Linked DNA regions of Homo sapiens: region 1 is linked to region 2. The links are chromatin contacts, found by Hi-C or POLR2A ChIA-PET in ENCODE. All regions are on one chromosome and are shown on one strand. The core of a region is the stretch at or near the end of the contact, and the rest is flanking DNA. Distances in the headings are between cores, read along the strand shown. Region 1 has its middle 19 kb from the start of PIM1. Region 2 has its middle 33 kb from the start of PIM1.

Evidence for each region. Hi-C counts contacts between places; a loop is a spot of excess contacts on that map. ChIA-PET counts read pairs that join two places held with the same protein, here RNA polymerase II (POLR2A). Pooled maps may share reads with other maps.
Region 1: POLR2A ChIA-PET joins it to region 2 with 13 read pairs in WTC11. The contact joins two enhancer-like sites. A Hi-C loop is called at or near these places in 33 of 168 maps with a recorded cell type or tissue (Caco-2, Calu3, G401 and 23 more), 5 of 37 single-sample maps with no recorded cell type and 28 of 50 pooled maps. POLR2A ChIA-PET finds 5 or more read pairs at or near these places in 41 of 52 experiments (A549, A673, AG04449 and 32 more).

What each region holds. Positions count from the first base shown.
Region 1 is chr6:37,185,520-37,192,414 of GRCh38, forward strand. No RefSeq gene overlaps it. Among named protein-coding and RNA genes, the nearest start is that of PIM1, 19 kb to the left of the region's middle. Within about 2 kb of position 1,957, at least 5 of the 41 ENCODE cell types and tissues checked have a DNase peak (open chromatin) inside an H3K27ac peak, as active enhancers do.
Region 2 is chr6:37,133,437-37,140,341 of GRCh38, forward strand. No RefSeq gene overlaps it. Among named protein-coding and RNA genes, the nearest start is that of PIM1, 33 kb to the right of the region's middle. RefSeq lists an enhancer at 4,002-4,838. Within about 2 kb of position 4,220, at least 18 of the 41 ENCODE cell types and tissues checked have a DNase peak (open chromatin) inside an H3K27ac peak, as active enhancers do.

The DNA.
Region 1 (6,895 bases), core at 707-3,206, 50 kb after region 2:
GACCTCAAGTGATCCACCAGCCTGGGCCTCCCAAAATGCTGGGATTATAGGTGTGAGCCACTTGTGCCCGGCCAATTGTTTTTTAATTTTTAATTTTTGGGGTACATAGTAGGTGTAAATATTTATGGAGTACAGGAGATGTTTTGACACAGGCATGCAATGTGTAATAATCACATCATGAAGAATGGGGTATACATCTCCTCAAGCATTTATCCTTTGTGTTACAAACAATCCAATTATGCTCTTGTAGTTATTTTTAAATGTACACTTCAATTATTATTGACTATAGTCACATTCATTGTTTCTATTTTTTTTTTTTGTACCCATCAACCATCCTCTCTTCCCTACCAGGGTCCCACTATGTTTCCCAGCCTCTGGTTACCATTATTCTACTCTCTGTCCATGAGGTCAATTGTTTTGATTTTTAGAATTCCCAGATAAATGAGAACCTCAATGTTTGTCTTTCTGTGCCTCGTTTATTTCACTTAGCGTAATGACCTCCCATCCCATCCATTTTGTTGCAAATGACAGGATCTCATTCCTTTTTACGGCTGAATAGTACTCCATTGTGTATATGTACCACATTTTCTTTATCCATTCATCTGTCAATGGACACTTAGGTTGCTTTCAAATCTTGGCTATTGTGAACAGTGCTGCAACAAACATGAAAGTGCAGATATCTCTTCGACACACTGATTTCCTTTCTTTGGGGTATATACCCAGCAGTCAGATTGCTGGATCATATGATAGTTCTATTTTTGGTTTTTTGAGGAACTTCCAAACTGTTCTCCATAGTGGCTGTACTAATTTACATTTCTACCAACAGCGTAGGAGGGTTCCTTCCCTTTTCTCCACATCCTCACCAGCATTCATTATTGCCTGTCTTTTGGATAAAAGCCATTTTAACTGGGGTGAGAAGATATCCCACTATAGTTTTGATTTGCATTTCTCTGATGATCAGTGATGTTGAGCACCTTTTCACATGCCTGTTTGCCATTTGTATGTCTTCTCTTGAGAAGTGCCTATTCAAATCTTTTGCCCATTTTTAATCAGATTATTGGATTTTTTCCCTATTGTTTGAGCTTCTTATATGTTCTGGTTTTTAATCCCTTGTCAGGTGGGTAGTTTGCAAATATTTTCGCCCATTCTCTGGGTTGTCTTTTCACTTTGTTACTTTGTTGATTGTTTCCTTTGCTGTGCAGAAGCTTTTTTTTTTTTTTTTTAATTGAGACGGAGTCTTACTCTGTCACCCAGGCTGGAGTGCAGTGGCTCGATCTAGGCTCACTGCAACCTCCGACTCCTGGGTTCAAGCGATTCTCCTGCCTCAGCCTTCCGAGTAGCTGGGATTACGGGTGCGTGCCACCATGCCCGGCTAATTTTGTATTTTTAGTAGAGATGGGGTTTCTCCATGTTGGTCAGGCTGGTCTCGAACTCCTGACTTCAGGTGACCCACCCGCCTTGGCCTCCCAAAGTGCTGGAATTACAGGCATCAGCCACCACCCCTGGCTCACCTCCTTCTCTTCTTTCCTATTTAAACTTGGGTGTCTTTCCCCTTTTTCACTGCTAAGCCCTCTGTGGTGGTCAGGATCTTGGCAGGAGACAGACAGCCAGCTCAAATGGCCAGCTCAAATCGAGTAATGTAAGGAGAGCATAAAAAAGCACTCCAAGGGGGCAGTGCTGTACCCTGGGGCGCATTCCTTCCCTGGGGCCTGGGGTGGGGGCCGGGGGGCTACAGGAGGGAGCAGGGACCAGAGCTGGGGGCTCTGCATACGTGTCCAGAAGGCTGCCTGACAAGAGCTGTGACCTTCCTTTGAGAAATCAGCCTGTATAACCCAACCCTGTGGGAGCCACCCTCTCATCTCCCAGCAGGGCCTCCCATTGAACCAACTGGAAGCCAGAAGGCAGGGAGTCTGGGGTGCTGCAGTCTGCGTAGTTCCCTCTCTAGGGCAGGGAGCAGCTCCTGGGAGGCCAAGGAGACACCCAGCACCGCTGCTTTCCCCTCATGACTAATTCCTGGAACTCCAGCACCGAGCTCGCTCCTGAGCTCCAGGCCTCCCAGATACCCCTGCCCAGGGGCTCCCAGACACCGGGTCACTCAGTACCATTGTGTGCTGGAGGGAAGACACCCCCAACTCTGAACCCCACCCTGCCACAACTCGCCTTTCAGCTCCACTCAGGAAGTGCCTGAGAGACACAGATGCTCACGTATTTCTAAGTGAAAATACATTTTTTTAGTTCTGCTTATAAAAAAGGCACATGTTTTTTTATAAAAATAATAATATAAAGTGAATTAAAGTTATGTGATGTAATCCTACCACCCCAGAGAGAAATACTTTGAGTATGTCCAGACTCTCTCTCTCTCTCTCTCTCTCTCTGTGTGTGTATTTTTTCTTTCTTTCTTTCTTTTTTTTTTTTTTTTTTTAGTAGAGATGGGGTCTCACTCTGTTGCCCAAGCTGGTCTTGAACTCCTGGTTTCAAGTGATCCTCCTACTTCACCCTCCCAAAGTGCTGGAATTATAGGCATGAGCCACCACACGAGCCAGAGCTTGTATTTTTAGTAACCTTTTCCCACTTAACAAAGTGCTGTTGGTATGTTTCCATTTCAAGAACTATGGACAAACACAATCATTTTGATATGGCCATAATGTGGATGTACATAATTAATTTTGGTAATTTCCTGGGAGCCAAATGATAAGAACTTATGAACACAAACAAGGAAACAGCAGGCCGGGCGCGGTGGCTCACGCCTGTAATCCCAGCACTTTGGGAGGCCGAGGCGGGTGGATCACCTAAGATCAGGAGTTCAAGACTAGCCTGGCCAACATGGCGAAACCTTGTCTCTTCTAAAAATATAAAAATTAGCCCGGCGTGGTGGTGGGCACCTGTAATCCCAGTTACTCGGGAGGCTGAGGCAGGAGAATTGCTTGAATCCAGGAAGAGGAGTTTGCAGTGAGCCAAGGTCGCGCCACTGTACTCCAGCCTGGGTGACAGAACAAGACTCTGTCTCAAAAAAAAAGGAAACAGCAGGCATTGGGATCTACTTGAGAGGGGAGGGTGAGAGGATGGAGAGGAGCTGAAAAGATAACTATTGGGTACTAGGTTTATTACCTGGGTGATGAAATAATCTGTACAACAACCCCCCACGACACGTGTTTACCTATGAACAAACCTTCACATGTATCCCCAAACCTAAAATAAAAGTTAAAAAAATAATTAATTTTGGTAATTTCCAAAATTCCACCATTTTATATATAAAATGCTCCATTAATAGACAGGGCTTTGGGCAGAGATTATTGCCTATACAGATATGTATTATCCTTTTCTTCCTTGGTGATAGACTTCTAATTTTTATTTTTAAAATTATTTTATTATTACATTTATTTTATTATTAAATTAAATAGTAATTTGTTATTATTACTCTTTTAGAGACACAGTCTTGTTCTGTCACCCAGGCTAGAGTGCAGTGGTACAATCATAGCTCACTGTAACCTTGAACTCCTGGGTTCTAGTGATCATTTTGCCTCAGCCTCCTGAGCAACTGGGACTATAAGCACAGGCTACTATGCCCAGCTAATTTTTTAAATTTTTTGTAGAGATGGGGTCTTGCTGTGTTGCCCAGGCTGGTCTCAAACTCCTTACCTTAGGCAGTCCTCCTGCCTTGGCCTCCTAAAATGTTGGGATTACAGGTGTCAGTCCCTGCACTCAGCCAAAGTTTTATTTTTATTTATTTATTTATTTACTTTAGAACCTCTTATGTTTAGCAAGTCGTGAGTCCTTCCTTAAGAATAAACAGGAAATTCCTCAGATTCTCTTGCAGCTAGCTTTGGACACATGACAAAGTTAAGGCCAATGAAATGAAAGCAAAAATGTTCTGGTGCAGATTCCAGAAAAGTTCCTTCAAAGACAGAGGGAAACAGGAGCTATTATGAGAAGGCAGTAGTGGAAGTGGGGGAGAAAACTTGCTGAGTAGAAAAAAAGTGGCTCCTGGCCGGGCACAGTAGCTCACACCTGTAATCCCAGCACTTTGGGAGGCCAAGGCAGACGGATCACCTGAGGTCAGGAGTTCGAGGCCAGCCTGACCAACGTGGTGAAATCCCATCTCTACTAAAAATATAAAAATTAGCTGGACATGGTGGCAGGTGCCTGTAATCCCAGCCACTCGGGAGGCTGTGGCTGAGACAGGAGAATCGCTTGAGCCTGGTAGGCAGAGGTTGCAGTGAGCCATGATCGCGCCATTGCACTCCAGCCTGGGCAACGAGAGTGAAACTCCACCTCAAAAAAAAAAAAAAAAAAGAGAAAGAAAAAAAGTGGCTCCCTCAGGCCCTACATTAATCTGAGCTGTCACCATGATCACCTTGTTTTGTGACAAGCTTTTTTTTTTTTTTTTGACACAGGGCCTCACTCTGTCACCCAGGCTGGAGTGCAGTGGTGCAATCATGGCTTATTCCAGCTTCAACATCCTGGTCTCAAGCAATCCTCCTGACTCAGCTTCCTCATAGCTGGGGCTACAGGCACACATACCACGCCTGACTAATTTTTATAAATTTTTTTGTAGAGGTGGAGTCTTGTTGTATTGCCCAGGCTGGTCTTGAACTCCTGGACTCAAGTGATCCTCTTGCCTCAGCCTCCCAAAGTGCTGAGATTACAGGTATGGGCCACTACACCTGGGCCTGTGACAAGCTTTTAATATTTCACAAGAAAAATACTTTTCCCCTCTAAGTAGTGATTTTTCAAAAAATGTGTGGTATCTTTAAGTATACTTTCACTTTCTCATGATCCCAGTGTCTGCTCCTTCCAACTCCTCATGACACATCTGTCCAATTTTATACTGCAAGTCAGTTAGAAAGTGAGATTGGAGGCTGAGTGCAGTGGCTCACGCCTATAGTCCCAGCACTCTGGGAGGCCAAGGCAGGCAGATAGTTTAGGCCAGGAGTTCAAGAACCCCCTGGGCAACATAGTGAGAACCCATTTCTATTTAAAAATAAAAATAAACTGGGCATGGTGGCATGCACCTGTAATCCTAGCTACTCAGGAGGCTTCGGCAGGAGGGTGACTCGAGCCCAGGAGTTCGAGGTGATACTGAGCTATGACGGTGCAACTGCATTGCACCCTGGGTGACAGAGTGAGACCCTGTCTCTAAAAAACAAAAAATAAAAAATAAAAAGAAAGCGAACTTGGCTATCGAGCCGATTCTCATTTATTTACATCAATCCATGGGGAAAGTATATGATAGTATGAATAATCTAAAATGAAAGATAACTTAAAATGTATATTTGGCACTAGAATGTATTCCTAAATCCAACATATTTTATTTTATTGTTTGTTTTTGTTTTTGAGACAGAGTCTCGCTCTGTTGCCCAGGCTGGAGTGCAGTAGCATGATCTTGGCTCACTGCAGCCTCCTCCCAGGTTCAAGCAATTCACCTCCCAAGTAGCAGTGGTTACAGACACGCACGCATCACCATGCCCAGCTAATTTTTGTATTTTTTGTAGAAACAGGGTTTCACCATGTTGGCCAGGCTGGTCTCAATCTCCTGACCTCAGGTAATCCACCCACCTCAGCCTCCCAAAGTGCTGGGATTACAGGTGTAAGCTACTGTGCCCAGCCAAATCCAACGTATTTTAATTGATGGAGAAAGAAAGGGAATAGGGCCTGGTGTGGTTGCTCATGCCTGTAATCCCAGCACTTTGGGAAGCCGAGGCGGGTGGATCATTTGAGGTCAGGAGTTTGAGACCAGCTTGACCTACATAGTGAAACCTCGTCTCTACTAAAATACAAAAATTAGCTGGGCATGATGGCGGGCACCTGTAATGCCAGCTACTCGGGAGGCTGAAGCATGAGAATCACTTGAACGCAGGAGGCGGAGTTTGCAGTGAGCCGAGATTGTGCTTCTGCACTCCAGCCTGGGTGATAGAGCAAGACTCACTCTCAAAAAAAAAAAAAAAAGAGAATACATTATTTTATTTTATTTTATTTTTTGAGATGGAGTCTTGCACTGTCACCCAGGCTTGAGTGTAGTGGTGTGATCTCGGCTCACTGCAACCTCTGCCTCCCGGGTTCAAGCGATTCTCCTGCCTCAGCCTCCCGAGTAGCTGGGATTACAGGCACCCGCCACCACGCCCAGCTAGTTGTTTGTATTTTTAGTAGAGACGGTGTTTCACCATGTTGGCCAGGCTGGTCTCGAACTCCTGACCTTGTGATTTGCCCGCCTCAGCCTCCCAAAGTGCTGGGATTACAGGCGTGAGCCACCGTGCCCAGCGATAATACATATTTTTTTAAAAAAAACTTTATTGAGGGGTAATTTACATACACTAAATAGCACTCATTTTAAGCACGCAGTTTGATGTGTTTTGACAAACGTACAGGCCCCTGTAACCATGACCACAATCAGGATACAGAACGTTTCCACCACCCCCAAAAGTTCCCGGGCCCTTTGCATTCAATCTCCCCATCCCACCCTCACTGGCCCCAGGCAACCACAGATCTGCTTTCTGTCACTGTAGATTAGGTTTGCCTGTTGTAGGATTTTATTTAAGTGGTGTCATACATCATGTGCTTATTTATGGGAATGATGATTTATTGGGTGCCTAGCATGTGACAGACACTTTATAAGTGTATAGTCATTTCCCTTTTAGAGACTAGTAAATCAAGACTCCAAAATGGAATAATTTACCAAGGTCACATGGCTAGTAAAAGGCAGAGTAGAATTCTAAGTTTATGTGTCCCCAAGTTTAGGGTCTTTCCTTACACACTGCATTGCTGGCCAGGCGCAGTGGTTCATGCCTGTAATCTCGGCACTTTGGGAGGCTGAGGCAGGAGTATCATCTGAGGTTAGGAGTTCAACCTCACATTTCACCTGGCCAACACTGTGAAACCCTGTCTCTACTAAAAATCA
Region 2 (6,905 bases), core at 2,970-5,469:
CTGGCTAATTTTTGTATTTTTAGTAGAGACAGGGTTTCACCATATTGATTAGGCTGGTCTTGAACTCCTGACCTCAAGTGATCCACCCACCTCATCCTCCCAAAGTGCTGGGACTACAGGCGTGAGCCACCACTCCCAACCTATTTTATTTTATTTTATTTATTTTTGTGGGGCTGGGCTTGGTGGCTCATGCCTGTAATCCCAGCACTTTGGGAGGCCAAGGCAGGCAGATGGTTTGAGTTCAGGAGTTCGAGACCAGCCTGGCCAACATGGCAAAACCCTGTCTCTACAAAAATAGAAAAATTAGCCAGGCATGGTGTGGCGCATCTATAGTCCCAGCTACTGAATCTGAGGAGAGAACATGGCTTCACCCTAGGAGGTTGAGGCTACATGAGCTGAGACTGTGCCACTGCACTCCAGCTTGGATGACAGAGCCATATCCTGTCTCAAAAAAACCCAAACCCAAAAAACCCACATTATTTATTTTTATTTTTTCGAGACAGGGCCTCACTCTGTCACCCAGGCTGGAGTGCAGTGGCAGGATCCCGGCTCACTGCAGCCTCGACCTTCCCCAGCTCAAGCAATCATTCTGTCTTGGCCTCCCAAAGTGCTGGGATTACAGGCGTGAGCCATAGTGGCCGGCCAGGCATTAACATTTTAATGACTAGATCTAGAGGTTTGATATAAATATACCTCCTCCTGTAAACATTTGTTGAGCCTATTCCCAATTGCCAGGCACGAGGCCAGGCTCTTCCACTGCCTCACAAGCACCCTGGTCCCGTCCTTGAGTCATCAGCTTCCCAGATGCTTCATATGGGAACCTTGGAGAATCGCGGTGTGCGACTCTCCTCACCCCATTCCTCTCAAATCCAGGCAATGACCAAGTGTCCTGAGATTCATCTTCTGTCTCCCATTCACGCTTCACTTCCATTTCCACAGGGCACCCCCCTCAGCCCTTCCTTGGGTCACTTGTGTCACTGCAATAGCTCATTGACAGAGGCCCCTGCCTCCAGCCTTACCTCCTTCTAATCTATCCCCCTTCATCACGTTATCCCCCAACTCCAAATCCTTCAAGAGTTTCCCAAGTTTCCTTCAAGATCCTCCGTAATCCTGCCCAGACTCTCCGTGGTGGGATGTATTTTATAGAGACCTGCCTGATCCTTGACAGGGGTTTCAGTGAGGGAAGGAGGTGAGGGTCCCAGGGTGCCAGCCTGAGCGGAGGGGTGTGGACACAGGAGGGCCTGGTGCAATGTGGCTGGGGCGAAAATCTGAATCATAGTCAGTGAGGGCAGCCAAATTCCTATCTGGGAAATCAGGGCAGTCTGAAGGGTGAGGCCAAGCTGTAAACAGAATGAGTAATGAGGTCAGAAGCTGGTGGGGACCAGAATCACGTCTAGATGCAGTTCAAGGAAACGGAAATGGTACAAGGCTGAGGCTGTGAATTGAATTATAAGAAGGTATTGAAGTAACCCAAACATGCTGCTCTATGCAGGGATGGGGGTGGGAGGAACAGCCCGAGAAATCTCCCGTTCCTCTCGCTCCCTAAAAGGGTACCAAATACATGCTCTTTGCTTTTTCATGTGTGTGTAAAGGCCCTGTCTCCCCTGCCGCCTACAGTTTCATACCCCTCATATGCCTCCTAGCAATGCCAAGTGATTTGTTCAAAGTTGCATGCAGGCAGATGTGGAAACAGGGCTATATCCCTCCAGCCAACTGGGGATATGCTAGGGCAGTGAGCTGAAACTCAGGTTCATAGGTTGGCAAATTACATCTCAGATTCTTCATCTGTAAAATGAGGATAATAACAACATACTTCATAATAGTGTTATATTACAATAACACCACTATGAGGATTAGCCAAGCAAATATTTCTAAAATACTTAGAACAGTGCTTGGTACCTCGTATATGTTGTATAAGTGTTCGTTAAATAAAAATAAGGTACTCAGCTGGTAGGTAGGGCCAGTACTGAAAGTCAGTTCTAATTTTAACATTTGAGTCCTTAGCTCTTCCAAAACTAAGGTCAACAGCAGGCTACGGTGGACTAGGCTGACTACAGGACTTTCAAAAATTAATTTTCCCAGCCAGGCATGGTGGCTCACGCCTGTAATCCCAGCACTTTGGGAGGCTGAGGCGGGCGGATCTTGAGGTCAGGAGATCGAGACCATCCTGGCCAACATGGTGAAACCCCGTCTCTACTAAAAATACAAAAATCAGTTGGGCGTGATGGTGAGTGCATATAATCCCAGCTACTTGGGAGGCTGAGGCAGGAGAATCACTTGAACCAGGGAGCTGGAGGTTGCAGTGAGCAGAGATTGTGCCACTGCACTCCAGACTGGCGACAGAGCGAGACTCCGTCTCAAAAATAATAATTTTCCACTGTGTGCGATGGCTCACGCCTGTAATCCCAGCACTTTGGGAGGCCAAGGTGGGTGGATCACTTGAATCTGGGACTTTAAGACCAGCCTGGGCAACATGGCAAAACCTCGTCTCTACAAAAAATACCTGCCCCCCCGCAAAAAAAAAAAAAAAAAAAAAAAAAATTAACCAGGCATGGTGGTGCGCACCTATAGTACCAGCCACTCAGGAGGCTGAGGTGGGAGGATTGCTTGAACCCGGAAGGTCAAGGTGAGCTGTAATCTCACCACTGCACTCTAGCCTGAGCGACAGAGCAAAACCCTATCTCAAAAAAAAATATTAATTTTCATTTCAACTTAGAAAAACATGCTGTTGACTTATTTCACTGGGGCACACAGGAAATACCACTCAAGTTACTACCCTTACCTGTTCTTAGGAAACCACTCAGAAATCCAGAAGGACCAGTTCAAATATACTACCTATCCCAAATTTAATAGGCCTCACGAAAAAAAAAAAAAAAAGAAAAAAAAAGCCAGTCTTAGAAAATGACTGTGGGTGTCAAAACCAGCAAGGATTAGGCAATGGAGTTGAGTCCAGCAAGGTTCAAGGCTACAGCTCGTGTTGGAAAGGGAGCTGTGAGGAGTTAATGCAAAGAGGAGGAAATATTCTATTTATTTTTCTCAAAACTATTGGAGGTGGTAGTGTTTGGAAAGGGAGGGAGGAGGGGAAAATATGAGTGTATGGTTTGTAAAGTGATAAAATATGGACTCAGTGTATTGTAATAACTCAGTAGCAATTCAGAGAAGATAGTGCAAAAGTCTGTTTGCTCTAGCCATCTATCAACCAGAAACCTTTATTAACTGAACCTCTCACGCGACTACAATATGGCACTAATAGATGTTTGAAAATGATGACCCTGATATACTGCAAAATCCTAAACAGCTTTCTGAAACAGGAGAAAAAAGATGAAATGAAGCTTGCTATGGTTTGTGACAAGCGTATTTTATTGTATTCTAATTTTTTCAAAACAAGCAATATTTTTGTCATGTGTAGTATGTGATGATTTATATGCCATCTAATAACTTTCTATTCGTCATAATATTAGAACAATACATTACCCGACTGTGGTTGGTATCAGGGTTTAATAAACATTCTTTTTCTCCTAACACGCCACCACCAGCCCAGTTGCTTGGTTCCATTTTCCCTCCCGTTGTCCTTTATTTAATTTTAGGCCCAAACTTGACCCCAGTGGTCTTCCACTGTTTTTATTCTTCCCTAAGGAGGGTGTACCTGGCCTCAGGAGCCACTTACCCGGCCTCGCAGAAGTTTCACACTTCTGTTTCACACCCAGGGTGGAGCTTTCTTTCTCATAACAGAAAATAAGGAGGGACAGCCGCCTGGGTACACTTAAAAAATAAACGCATCTCTGGGGAGGTAAGGTCCTCGGAGAGCCAGGCAGTGACAACTGAGTGGTGTGGAGCACGTGGATTAAGTAGAACAGAAACAGATCCTGCCAGGACCGCCCCAGGGACGCCAGAGACACAAAGCAGAAACTGATTGTGCCCGGAGGGCCCTGCATCCCTTACCCACGCTGGAGGTTCTCCCGCCTTTTCTAATTACCTTCCCATTTCTTTTGCTCCCCTTCTCAGCCCGAGTGTTCAGGACTCTGCATACCACAGAGGTCAGACACAAATAAAATCCATACATGGACTCCATTCTCGGGTCACAGAATTTGGTGAACAACTCAGATTGAAGATGGCTCCCGCTCCCACCTCCCAACCCCACCACCAAAGCTTTGCTTGTAAACACCAGTCACTTAGTAACACCCTCCATCAGTCGCCTTTGGGCTATTATTCATCACCGACTAACCTTAAACCAACTTCATCTTCACAGGGCTCCCCCTAGAAGAGAGGAAATTCCACAGCTCTGATGTGATGTGAAACGTGATCTGACCGCCCCAGCACTCTTTCTTTCTCACTCTCCCCAGCCAGTTCTCAAACTGGGTTTCCCTGGCCCCTCTCGGGGAGGCCTTCTCCCGCCCCACTCTCCACCCCCTACTTCTTTCCCTCTCCATTTTCCACGCTGTAACCTGATAGGCTGGAAATGCAGCTTCTTTCATCTTATATTTCCCACATCCTGAAAGTTTGGAGAGAAGGAGCCCACCCAGATGAAGGAATTCCAAGTATGTGCAGCCCCCTCCTCCTTTAACTCCATTCACAAAGCAGATTACTAATGGCCCGAGGCTCCAGGGAGGCCCCATCCCCTCCCCACCCCCCACCTCCCAGGGAGTTTACTCATTCCACATCCTTACTCCTCGCCGGTACAGAAACCTAAGTCCACATGCCGAGAACCAAAAATTAACTTTTCCCTGGACTCTGAGCCTAAGAAAAGCTTTCAAACCTCACTCTGATTGGGACTGCAGTGGCCAGGAGATTCTGCTTACCAATCATTTGTCCCCTCTTTAGCATTTTTAGATAAAAGGGTTCAGGGAATATGAGTCATTGGATCAAGGGGAAAGGATATAACTGTAAATGCGATGCATGTCAAGGAGGCATGCTCAGGTCTTTAGGAAAGATCACAGGGCGTTCTAACTCAGAGTCATTTCAGCAGAAATTGTTTCAAGACCAGAGTAAGAGATGCTTCAAGATAGGCAGAGAATGTGTGGGGGAGGCCGGGTGCGGTGGCTCAAGCCTGTAATCCCAGCACTTTGGGAGGCCGAGGCGGATGGATCACGACGTCAGGAGTTCGAGACCATCTTGGTCAACATGGTGAAACCCCGTCTCTACTAAAAATACGAAAAAATTAGCCGGGCGTGGTGGCGGGCGCCTGTAGTCCCAGCTACTTGGGAGGCTGAGCCAGGAGAATGGGATGAACCCGGGAGGCGGAGCTTGCAGTGAGCTGAGATCGCGCCACTGCACTCCAGCCTGGGGGACAGAGCCAGACTCCGACTCAAAAAAAAAAGAATGTGTGGGGGAGTATGGGGGGTGCGGCGGTTCTGGTAATGTTTTTTGTTAAGAAATGTCTTGAGTCTTCACTACCTGGAAATTAGTGATCACGAAACGTGCCCCTGGGTCAGTTCTTTGGTCCTCCTGTCTTGAGTTCTGTCACTGACAGGGAAACAGGACAGGGACAGCTTCTTTGACTCAACCTCAACCTCTTCCTCAAAGGTTAGGAAGTACCCCCCCAAGCATCCTTTTTCATTAAGGATGCTTAACTATCTTATCTATCCTTCAAGGAGGGTGAGAAAGCAAAGCAGTTTTGAATCTGTACCCGCCTGGGATAATCAGTTCCCTGAGCTTACAAGCTTTGTGTGACATGGAATTTCCTGTATCAAGGAGTTCACTCCTGTCCCAATATTAGGAAGTACATTTAATAGATGTCTACCCATGTTGTCTTTGCAACTCAGGATAGAGTTGCAAAACTTGCTCAATGCAATAGCATTTAACAACAACAACAATATATATATATGAGATAAATCTGGGCATATGTTAGTGCATAGGGTTATGCATTCAATAGGTCTAATGATTGCCAAAGAACTCTCATAGAATTCAAGAGACCAGACCTGGAAGATGCAGTAACAGTGATAAGAAATAACAGACTGTGGCAGAACAGCCACATTGCAACTCCTTGGACCATTCCCAAGGTGCTGAGAAGAAATCTGTACTGCAGCTCAGCCCCAGGTTTGCAATCTTTATGTTTAAAGTGCCGCCTGCTCATGACATCCAACTGGTAATAGGCTCCTACCAAGGCTCAGCATCCTTAGGAGATAGCAGCACAAAATGATAGAATCAATGCCTGCAACAACAGAGCAAGTATTCATCTCTCTAGGCCTCAGTTTCTTATCTGTAAAATACTAAGGCTACCCCAACCCTTGCTTATCAAAGTGCAATCCCCAGACCAGCAGCAATGCATCAGCGGCTAACTTGGGAGATAACTAGAAATGCAGGCTCTCAATCCCCACTCTAACCTGTTGCATTTTCACAAGCTCCCAGGTGATTCCTGTGTACATTACAATTTAAGATGCCTTGGCCTAGACTCAGGCTCTGCAAAGGTCCTCTACATAGTACTGAAATTGTCTGATCTCATTAAGTGGCTTCCAAGGAAGTTTTTCTTCTCTGATAAATAGTTTTCCGGCCAGGCACGGTGGCTCACGCCTATAATCCCAGCACTTTGGGAGGTTGAGGTGGGCGAATCACAGGGTCAGGAGTTCAAGACCAGCCTGGCCAACATAGTGAAACCCCATCTCTACTAAAAAATACAAAAAATAAGCCAGGCGTGGTGGCGGGCACCTGTAATCCCAGCTACTCTGGAGGCTGAGGCAGGAGAATCGCCTGAACCCGGGAGGCGGAGGCTGCAGTGAGCTAAGATTATGTCATTGCACTCCAGCCCGGGCAATAGTGTGAGACTCTGTCTCAAAAAAAAAAAAAAAAAGTTTTCCTTCTTTCTTCTGCCTCCAGTCTTGGAATGTACTGTGTCCTCTGCCAAGGAACTCAAATTTTAGTAGGCATAGGACTCATACAAAGACCTTATTTACAATGCAGATTCCTGA